Linked DNA regions of Homo sapiens: region 2 is linked to region 1. A link is a contact called in ENCODE Hi-C or POLR2A ChIA-PET data. All regions are on one chromosome and are shown on one strand. Each heading gives the region's core, a stretch centred on a gene start or an enhancer-like site at or near the end of the contact. The rest is flanking DNA. Distances are from core to core; before and after follow the strand shown.

Region 1 (5,034 bases), core at 1,060-3,559:
CAGCATGACCTGGATGTGAGGCATAAAGTCAAAGGAGATCATTTTGGAACTTTAAAGTTTAATGACTTCCCTATTGGGTTTCAGACTTACATGGTGCCTATAGCCCCTTTGTTTTGGCCAGTTTCTCCCATTTGGAAAGGGGGTATTTATCCGATGCTTTTACCCCCCATTGTATCTAGAAATTAACTAACTTGCTTGTGATTTTACAGGCTCATTGGTGGAAGGGATTTGCCTTGTCTCAGATGAGACTTTGGACTGTGGACTTTTGAGTTAATGCTGAAATGAATTAAGACTTTGGGAGACTGTTGGGAAGGCATGATTGGTTTCAGAATGTGAGGACATGAGATTTGGGAGAAGCCAGGGGCAGAATGATATGGTTTGGCTTTGTCCCCACCCAAATATCATTTTGAATTATAGCTCCCATAATCCCCACGTCATGGGAGGGACCCAGAGGGAGGTAATTGAATCATGGGGGCAGTTTCCCGCATACTGTTCTCATGGTAGTGAATAAGTTTCTCACTACCATGGTTTTATAAAGGCCAGTTCCCTTGCACACACTCTCTTGCCTGCTGCCATGTAAGACATGCCTTTGCTCCTCCTTCGCCTTCCGCCATGATTGTGAGGCCTCCCCAGCCACGTGGAACTGTGAGTCCATTAAACCTATTTTTCTTTATAAATGACCCAGTCTCAGGTATGTCTTTATCAGCAATGTGAGAACAGACTAATACATTCGGTTTCCTCATTCATAAAAATAGAGTTGGGGGGTGGGGAAGTGGGTCTTAAACTTTTCCTATCTCACGGTACAGGAATAAAGGGGGATAAAATATCTTAGGTGTCTGGTCCAGAAAAGGTAATTATAAATGTTACTTATGTTTCCTTCTCCTCCTAATTTATCCAATAAATGCAAAAACTCTGAGGCACTCACTGTCTTTTGCTCTTTATCCATTCATCAAACTTTCCTTGGAGCCTAATTGCATGCCAGATACATAACTTCATAAAACACATGTGGTTGTCTCTGGTCCTGTGGAACTACAGTGACAGGGGAGGGGGCAGAAATGAAACAGCTTACTGATAAATGAGTGAATGAATTTGGCTAGATTAATAGGAGTGGGTGAAAGGTAGCATGAATAAACACTCCATTAGGGAAAAAGAAAATTAAGCTAAATTCAAAGTACCAAGTGTGCACGTGGAAGCCAGATCCTGGGAGTTTCTGAAATTCTCTGCGCCTCCCTTTCCTCTTCTACAAAATGGAGATAGTAATAGATGGTAACTCTTTTGGGTTACTGTGAAAAGTAAAACAACACTCCCCTCCCTCATCCTCACTAACCCAGCATATCAACCAGTTTTCTGAGATGTCTAGATTTCCATTTGGCCTCCAGCCAGCTTGAACAGCCAAACTGCCCCCAAGAAAGCACCCTGAATGTGAGGTCATCCAGGGTCCTAGGACTCCATCATACCCACTCCAAAACTAAAAGCCCACAGACCGTGGGGGTAGGACCTGACTAGCTGAAACATGCTGACCAAGCTACCTGAAGCACCTCTGAGGTATGCCCAGGCCTCAGGGTTGTCAAGCAGAAAAACCAGCACCTCCAGCCAGGTGTGTCTCTCTCATAAAGAAAGCTGAAACAGTTTTCCCTGCTTCTGAGTGGCAAGCTCGCCCCCAGATGTTTCTGAGAGCACCGCCCTTGCATTCCCACCAGGCCACCTGAGAACCTGGCCTCCCACATCTGGATTCGGCTGAAGCAGCAGTGTTTGAGAGAAAGGTGAGACTGGACAGTCAAGAAAGGGACAGAAAGTCGACGGTCTGGGAACTATCCCAGCGTGGACATTTACAGAAGCCACATACCTGTGTGTCCTCACTCCTCACAGGAGGACCGTGCAAAGGCAAATTGCTAGGCAGGTAGACCTCACAGATTCTCTCAGCCGGGCAGTCGGTGAGTCTGTCCAAAGCATTTGAATCTGAAGATAAAATGTTAAGAAGAAAATCCTAGAAAAACATGTCACATATATTCTACCCACCGAACCAAACAAAAACAAAAAAGAAACACTTAATTTTTAATAATGGGCGCAAGAAGTACTCAAAGTAATAAATAATAATAATAATAAAAGTTACTTCTTAGCCTGACTGTCCTGGACGAGAATTCCGTCCCCACTTGCAGGTCGGGCACTGAGTGCCTGGACAGAGAGTTAGGTCCCCCGCTTACCCCGCCCTAAGGCTGCGGAAGGCGGCGCCATCGGTCGCCATGGAAATCGCGGCGGATGGGCGGATCCTGGGCAGGTTGGCTGGGTCGGGCTGCCCGGGCGACGCCGGAGTTGCAGTTGGAGGCTGCGGGAATACAAAGGTAAGAGAGCAACTCCTGGGTTCCCTTGACTCGCAAGGGCTTGACCCCTGCCCGGGTTCTGGGAAAGTGAAGCAGAAAGTCGCCTCCCAGCGCAGAATATTCAAATTTGCCAGATGATCAGAATTACGCTGATTTAAAACCCAAACCCTCCCTAGTTTCCCACTCCTGCCCTGCTAAATCAAAATCTCCCAGCCAGGATCCGGAATCTGGATTTAACCAGGGGCCGTTTATAGAGTTGGGAGATTGGTAGATACGAGGTTCGCCTATTCTTATTTCTCAACGCCATACCACTACCCCGTAATGGTAAAAGAATTTGCACCCCAAAATCCTCCCCAGCGGCTCTGAAATGGAGTGCTTGGAGCTGGAAATGCGGAGCCCATTCCTCTCCTTGCAATACTGAAAGTTGTGAGCTGATTGGAAGCGTCGCTGCTTCTTGTGGGTTTCCCACTGGGGGGCAGCCTCGTCCTTCGCTCCTATTCCTTCCGCAAAGCAGAGCCGACAGTGTGGTTTCTGGCTAATTCCGGCTGCAGCCTGGTTAATAATATAAGCAGCACTTCTAGGAAGCGGAGCTTGGATGCAGAGCAGAGCCTAGGGCTGTAAATGGAAGAAGCTCTCAGCCCCAATTCCTAGTTTACAGTTAGGGTTCAGAACAAAGAATCCACGCTTGTAAAGCAATAATGTTCCCCTTGAGGGGAACATTACACTGCCCTTCAGTTCACGTGTATTATTTCTCAGCCCCCCCGAGCTTTATCTTTCATTGGGCAATCAGGTGGGACTTCAGGATTGATGGAGCCAAGCGTTAGCCTTGGCTGCACACTGAGTAACTATGAGCCTCACCTGACCACCTTCAGGAGGCAGCGTGGTGGTGAGAGAGGACTCGCTTCTGCGCTAATGGGGATCGCCATAGCTTCAATGACTATAAAATCAGGACCTGTCGTATCTGCATAGCCTGTCTTAGAGGTTTACGGGACGCTCAGCTCAATAGAGTGGGATAATCTATGGGTCTCTAGTACCTCATGCATTTACTGTACCTTATTTTGATAACCTGTTTATAGGTCTGACTTCTGTTATTTCATGTATAGGCATTGTCAGCTTAAAATCATGAGATCTTAAATTTGGAGAGGAGACTTTATTTCTTATAACGAGTTGCAGCTTGCAGGGTGGCCATCATGACAGGTAGAAGCTAGCCTCTGGCAGAGACCAATAGCAGGCACTTCAGAGGATAAAAGGGAGAGGTTGAGATTTATGCCCAAGGAAATTAGCTATACATACATATTCAGTAGGTTATAGGAGAATCTTATGAATATTTATGAGTCAATACATATGCACAGAATGAACATGTATGTAACATACAACACATGTTCACTTTGGGGTGGAGACAACATTAAGATACAGTCAAATTTAGGCCACACACATTAAAAGGTGAAGCAGGGACATGAAAGTAATCAACGCTCAGCCTCTATGAATCAGCCAGAACCGGTCTGTGGTCTCTTAGAAGAAAGTTACTGAAATCAGTCTCTTGTCCAGTCAGAGCTGTAGTTATGCCTTGTGGAGCACGAGGTCAGTTAGTCAGTGTTTGGTGGTTAGTGAGCTGCAATTGTTTCAATATTGCTTATCTGGAGACCAGTGCTTGTTTTGCTGATAGAGAAAAAGAAAAACCTTGAGGCAGTTAGAAAATAGTTTATTCTTTAACTGTAGGGGCTGTAGGACTTAACCCTTGCCTACTACCACCTTAGGTCTTGTTTATAATTTGGTATCTTATTACCACAAAGAGTCCATTCTGTCAGCTTATGACCTCTATTTTAGCAACATAAAATAAGAGCAGCTTTTTCTACATCACGTAGAATGCACTTCCTCCAATTCAAACTTCCAAATCATGAATTATTGCTAAAAGGAGGTGAAAGGGCTGAGAAGGTTAGGGCCAAGTGAGCAGACCACAGTATATCCTTTGGGATAATAAATGTCATTTTACATAAGAAAGAGACCCATGGTCAAATAAGTGTGTAAAATACTTGATTAAATGTATTTCTTTACTGCAGGACTTTTTTTCAGAAATTTTAGAAAGCAAATATATATTGTGACTCTTCAAGTTAAAGTTATACTTACAGCATTTCTCACATTTATTTCCTGTGAAACTTTTTTGTACAATGACTTGCAGAGCAACTATTCCACAGAACATACTTTGGAAAACACTAAACTGGAACACCAATGACCTCCCCAAGAGGTCTCCGTAAGGTAGAATGGTAGACAGCTGTTGGACACGTCTGGTTTTTCAAAGTGGCAAAATAGTTTTGGGCTGTCTTCCTCAAGAGGGGGATGGGAGAAGCCTTTTGAAACAGAGTAGATAAAGAATTAATTTGGCAGGGAGGACAAACTTACATTATGTTTCAGATGCTCAACATTATTTAATTCTCAAAATTGCTGTCTCAAATGGATACGGTTATCCCCACTTTACAAGCAACAAAACTGACATTCATGAATTAGTCAAATGCCACCTTCAAGCTCACATAGCCAGGAAGTGATAGCACTGGTATTTGGAGCCAAATCTTTAGTATAGTACAGTGAAGAACCCAAGCCCAGTAGCAGGGCAGCCAGCAGGGGCTCTGGAAGAACTGATTTTGTTTTCATGGTCACTTGAGTAATTCATGAAGAGTGAGAGTAGTGGGTAGTCTGCTCTCAAATAGTGAGCAGA
Region 2 (5,034 bases), core at 1,769-4,268, 290 kb after region 1:
AGAAAGGCATATACTGCCCAATGCTTTTTACGTAAAATTACATGAAGTTCAACAACAGGAAGCACTAACCTATGATGTCAGAAGCCAAGACAGTGGTTACTCTCAGGAAGTGGTGCCTGTGAGGAGGCATAACAGGGACTGCCTGGGTGTTAGGCATGCTGTGTTTCTGGAGCTAGGTGCTGTCATCAAGAATATGCACTTTATAAAAACATCATGCTGTACGCACACATATAACTTTGCATACTTTACTGTATGCACATCCTACTTCGACTGTTTAGAAAAAAAAGTAGTTTATAGATTATTCTTTTGACTATTGTTAACAAATGGTTTGTGAGTGCACACTGGCCTACAAACTCCCACAGAATTGGCCCTAATCATCTCTCTGACCTTGTGTCCTTCTACTCTGTTTAATGCTTGACTCTCTTCCTGTTCTTAAGCCAGCCTCAAAGCCAGCTCAGGGCCTTTGCACTGGCTGTCTCTTCTGCTTGGAATGCTCTCCCTGCCCCCACCCCAGGAGACACCACAGTGCCTGGTTTCTCACCTCCCTTGCCATTTTATTCTAATGCAGGGAGTGACAAACTGCAGCACGTGCCCAATCCCAGCCTTCACCTATTTCTGAAAATCAAGTTTTACAGGCATACGGCCACACTTGTTCCTTTGTGCACTGTCTACAGCTGCTTTTGCACCACATGACTTGTTGAGTAGCTGGCTGGCCAAGTCTAAAATGTGTACTATCTGGTCTGTTACAGAAAAAGCTTGCCAACCCCTGCTCCAATATCCCATTCCCAGGGAAGTCTTCCTTGACCACCTCATTTAAAACTGGAATCACCCCCAATGCCTTTCCTTCCCCCCCTCCCCTCCTTGCCTCCTCCCCAACTTTTATTCAAAGCATTTACCAACAACAGACATACTTAATATTTTACTTATTTTTGCCTCCCTTCAGGAGAATGTAAGCTCCATGAGGACCGGAATTTCTGTGTGTTTTTTCCGTAGCTGTATCCCTAGCACCTCAAGCAGTGCCTAACACAGAGCAGATACTCAGTCACTTATGTGTTGAATTGATGAGCACAGCAAACTCAGATGTTATACCAGGTGCTACACTGACCTATTTTACAATCTTTAGCTCATTTACATTCTTTGCCACATCTAGAAGACTTTTTCAATATGGGTTAGGTTTAAATTCAAACGAGATCTCTGGCAGGCTCAATTTCTTTCAAAAGTTCAATGGTATGGCAGCAGCAGCAGTAGCCACAGCCAAAAAGATGCAATATTAGCAAAAAGGGGAGGAAAGAGAATGGGTAACGTTATTAGGTTTGTCTACTTTAAGCTGAAATAAATCACAAAGCTGAATAGCTGCTGTCAATAAGAAACCACTCCCCAGGAGCAGCTCGTTTAATTGTTTCGTCCTGTGGTCCTTATCCTGGGAAAAAGCAGGGAGCTGATGGCAACAGAAATAGTTTGGATTCCTGGCACACTCCCAGAGTTATTTTGCAGTCCTCAGTAAGTCTTCACTTTCTCCCACAACAAAACAGTTCCAAGGATGGGATCTCTTGGCATTGCTTCTTACTACTGCATGTGAATCTACAATTACCTCAAAATACAGTTTAATTAAAATACGCACACGCGCGCGCACACACACACACACACACAGTTCCAAAGATTGGGCTGTAATCATTCTTTGAGAGCCTAGAAAAGATGGAAAACGCACATTCTCTGTGTGGTGGGCTTGGTGTACAGTGTCTTAAAAAAAATAAGCTCGTGACCTTAGAAACTTTCATGACTTAGATTGTAAATATAACAGAGGATGACATCTGTAACTGACTTTTGAAAGCAATTTGCTTTAAATCTTCATTTTTCATACAGATAGTGTAATAATTAAAAAAGGCCACTGGAAAGCAGGAAGCCAACCTTGAAGGTGTGAAGTTCGGGGCAGTGGTTGGGTCACAGTGTCCCCCAGCCCCGCAGATGAAAGAGGTTTCAGCATGAAGATGCCCCATAGTCTTGAGGCAGCCTGGGAAGAGGAGGGCTCCAGAGAGAGTCTTCTCACCGGTTCAAATGTTAACCCCTAAAAGACCTCCCAGCTACCTAAGGAAAAAATGTATAGTCAAGATGCAGATGGAAGTTATCAGGGAAAGCCAAATCCAAACCACAATGCCAATCCACTTTACCACTTCAAATCCACTAGGATGACTACACTCAAAAAGTCAGATAATAACCAGTGTTACTGATGGGCATGTGGAGATGTCAGGATCCCTATGCATGGCTGGCGGGTAAGGTAACATGGTGCAGCTGCTCTAGAAAGCAGTCTGGCAGTTCCTCGAGAGGTTAAACATAGAGTTACCACATGCCCCAGCAATTCCACTCCTAGAAGAATGAAAGCATATGTCCACACAAAAACCCATACACAAATACTCATAGCAGCACTATTCCTAGTAGTCAAAAAGTAGAAACAACTCAAATGTCCATCGACCAGTGAATGGATCAACTAACTGCGGTACGTCCATATAACGAAATAGTATTTGGCAATAAAAAGAAAGGAAATACTGATAAACACTAAACATGAGTGAACCTTGAAAATCCTATGCTAAATGGAAGAAGCCAATCCCAAAGACCACATACTGTATCATTCCGTTTCCATGAAATGTCCAAGAAAAACAAATCTACAGTAACATAAGGTAAATTCCCCCTAGGATTGGGGGAAATGAAGAGGGTGGAGGGAGTGACAATTAAGATCCATATGGGTTTTCTTCTGGAAGGATGAAATGTCCTAAAATTGACTGTGTTGATGGATACACAATTCTGTGAATATACTAACCACCGTGGAATTATACACTTTAGGTGAATTGTACGTTACGTGTATTAGATCCCAATAAAGCTGTTCAAAAAAGAGATGTGGGAGGATCCCACTCACAGACTCCCAACAGCACCAACCTTCCTTAAGAAGAGGCACTTGATCTCTTTGAGAAGTTTTTCCCTGGCCAGGGCTAACTCATTAATCTATGCCTGGTGGATGTTACCAGGTTCTACTTCCCTATTTAGTGACTTACTTAGGAAATGACTAATAAACAGAACCTGAGTCATTTTACAAAATATAATGCACTGTACACACTCACAATAATAGGTTCTGTTGATTTCCCCAGTAGCATAACAGCCAGAGAGAAAGCAGTGAAGCTCAGAGAGGGCCCAGAGAAGGGGGGAGGCTGAGAAGGAGGGAGTTAGCTGAGCCCAGGGTGCTTGTTAGGCCTCTCCTTTCTTTCCACTTAAGCCCTCCTGGTAGGAAAATGGATCAAACGAAGTGCTCTCTGGGTAGCCAGAGTGTTGAAAATGGCTCTCAGGTATTTTGCAAAATATGATACCATAAAAATAAAAATACTCACAAGCACCAAGGTGCCATTTGGAGAGCCAGGAAAGAGCGCCAAGAAGGTGAAGTATCTGGCTGATGGCTTCAGAGTTGTTTTTTCTCCCCCATTCATTAACAGAAAATAAATAAATAAAGAAGTAGCTGCTGTACCTCTTGGCTTTCATTTCAGCACAGTTTTCAGTTAGAATTCAATGCAGGGAAGCACGTCTGCCACAACACCTAAATAATTCACAACTGCTCAAAATACCAGGGACGCATGTCAGGGATGAACCCACTCCCAGGACCACGTTGACAGGGTTGTGGGGGTGTCTCCAGCTAAAATCCTGAGGAGCAGGTGGTGCCTAGTCTGCTCCCGACTGTCCAGCACTCACCTGGAATGCAGAAACCTGCTTCTTTTGCAGGGCCCCTTTCTGAAGTGACGGCTTAGATTGACATCTCTAGAAATTACACCTTAATATGTTAAACTTCAAGATCTTGGACAGACTCAGGTTCAAATCTCAGTCTACTGCTTACTGGCTATGTGACCGAAGACAGGGTACCCACCAGCTCTGGGACTCATTTTCCACACCTGTAAAATAGGGACATCAATTCCCACTTCCTAGAACTGCTTTTGAGGATTAAATGAGATGAAAGCACAGGGATTGGCACATACTAAGTGCTCAACAGATTGCTGCTATTATTATTATTTGGTAAAGTGTGCTCATTTATTTATTCTTTCAGCTAACCAATATTTTTATTAAGCCCCCACAGTGTTCCAGGCACTGGGGATATTCTAGACACTGGGGTGCAGGAACATCCCTGCCTTCATGGAGCTGCCAGTCTATGGGGAAGACAGAAAACAAACAGGCACACAAGGGGTGAACAAGTTAATGAACAACCATAAAAAGTGACAGATGGTAATGTGATGGAGAGTGGCTGGGAGTATCACTTTAGAGAGAAGACTCACATAGTGTGTGTCTTGGGGCATTAAAACTTTGTTGATTTAGTTAATGGTTACTGGCTGATCCATCCACTGATCGCAGAACCTTTCTAAACCCATCTGCGGAAATGACCGTAGGGACTACTGTGGTAGCATATACCCCTAGCCCACTTGGCTGCATGTCACACTCATGTACCACCTGAGCAAAACAAATCTCCAGCCCTTCCCTTCTGCTCACCTCTTCTTGAAGGCCAGCACTCCCTTCCCCTTATCCCTACTCTCTGGAGTCCCCTGGGTGCTGAGAAAGTCACTATTTCCTGGGAGGAATCTTACACTTCCGGTGTCTTTCAGCATCTCTGACTGTTCTTCACACATCACTGAGACAGTGGAATTTTAAACAGGGCCTTTGGGAGGAAAGGTCCACTTTGAAGACATCCTAAGTCTGCAAGACACGGAAGTGAGCAGAGAAAGGGGAGCACACAGATGATTCTTCATGGATCCCAGTCACACTGTGAAGCAGGGAAATAAAATGACACGATGAAAGAAGTGGTAAAGACACTCCCCAAAAACCAGGAGTGACTATCAACCATCTGTCGCAAATACAAGCCCACCAGAGAGAATAAGGGTGCTTAGAGAAACATAGAGAAACATAAATATCAAGTGGGCTCCCACATTCATAGAGGCATTCAGAGCCTGAGACAAAAACCCAACAGATCTTACCTCTAGATCTGGAAGTGTGAGCCAACCTAGCCCT

What was found. A loop is a pair of places that touch in the nucleus more often than their neighbours do. ChIA-PET counts read pairs that join two places held with the same protein, here RNA polymerase II (POLR2A). Pooled maps may share reads with other maps.
Region 2: a loop to region 1 is called in a map of endothelial cell of umbilical vein, with 9 times the contacts of the local background. The contact joins the enhancer-like site here to the promoter of FRMD3-AS1 in region 1. A Hi-C loop is called at or near these places in 1 of 168 maps with a recorded cell type or tissue (endothelial cell of umbilical vein), 1 of 37 single-sample maps with no recorded cell type and 5 of 50 pooled maps. POLR2A ChIA-PET finds 5 or more read pairs at or near these places in 1 of 52 experiments (WTC11).

What each region holds. Positions count from the first base shown.
Region 1 is chr9:83,217,036-83,222,069 of GRCh38, forward strand. FRMD3-AS1 (FRMD3 antisense RNA 1) reads left to right here and starts at 2,310. Exons shown (of 3, transcript NR_184120.1): 1 at 2,310-2,342. It also overlaps a transcript of RASEF not described here.
Region 2 is chr9:83,508,158-83,513,191 of GRCh38, forward strand. The region is part of intron 1 of FRMD3 (FERM domain containing 3); the gene reads right to left. Among named protein-coding and RNA genes, the nearest start is that of FRMD3, 28 kb to the right of the region's middle. Within about 2 kb of position 3,019, at least 4 of the 41 ENCODE cell types and tissues checked have a DNase peak (open chromatin) inside an H3K27ac peak, as active enhancers do.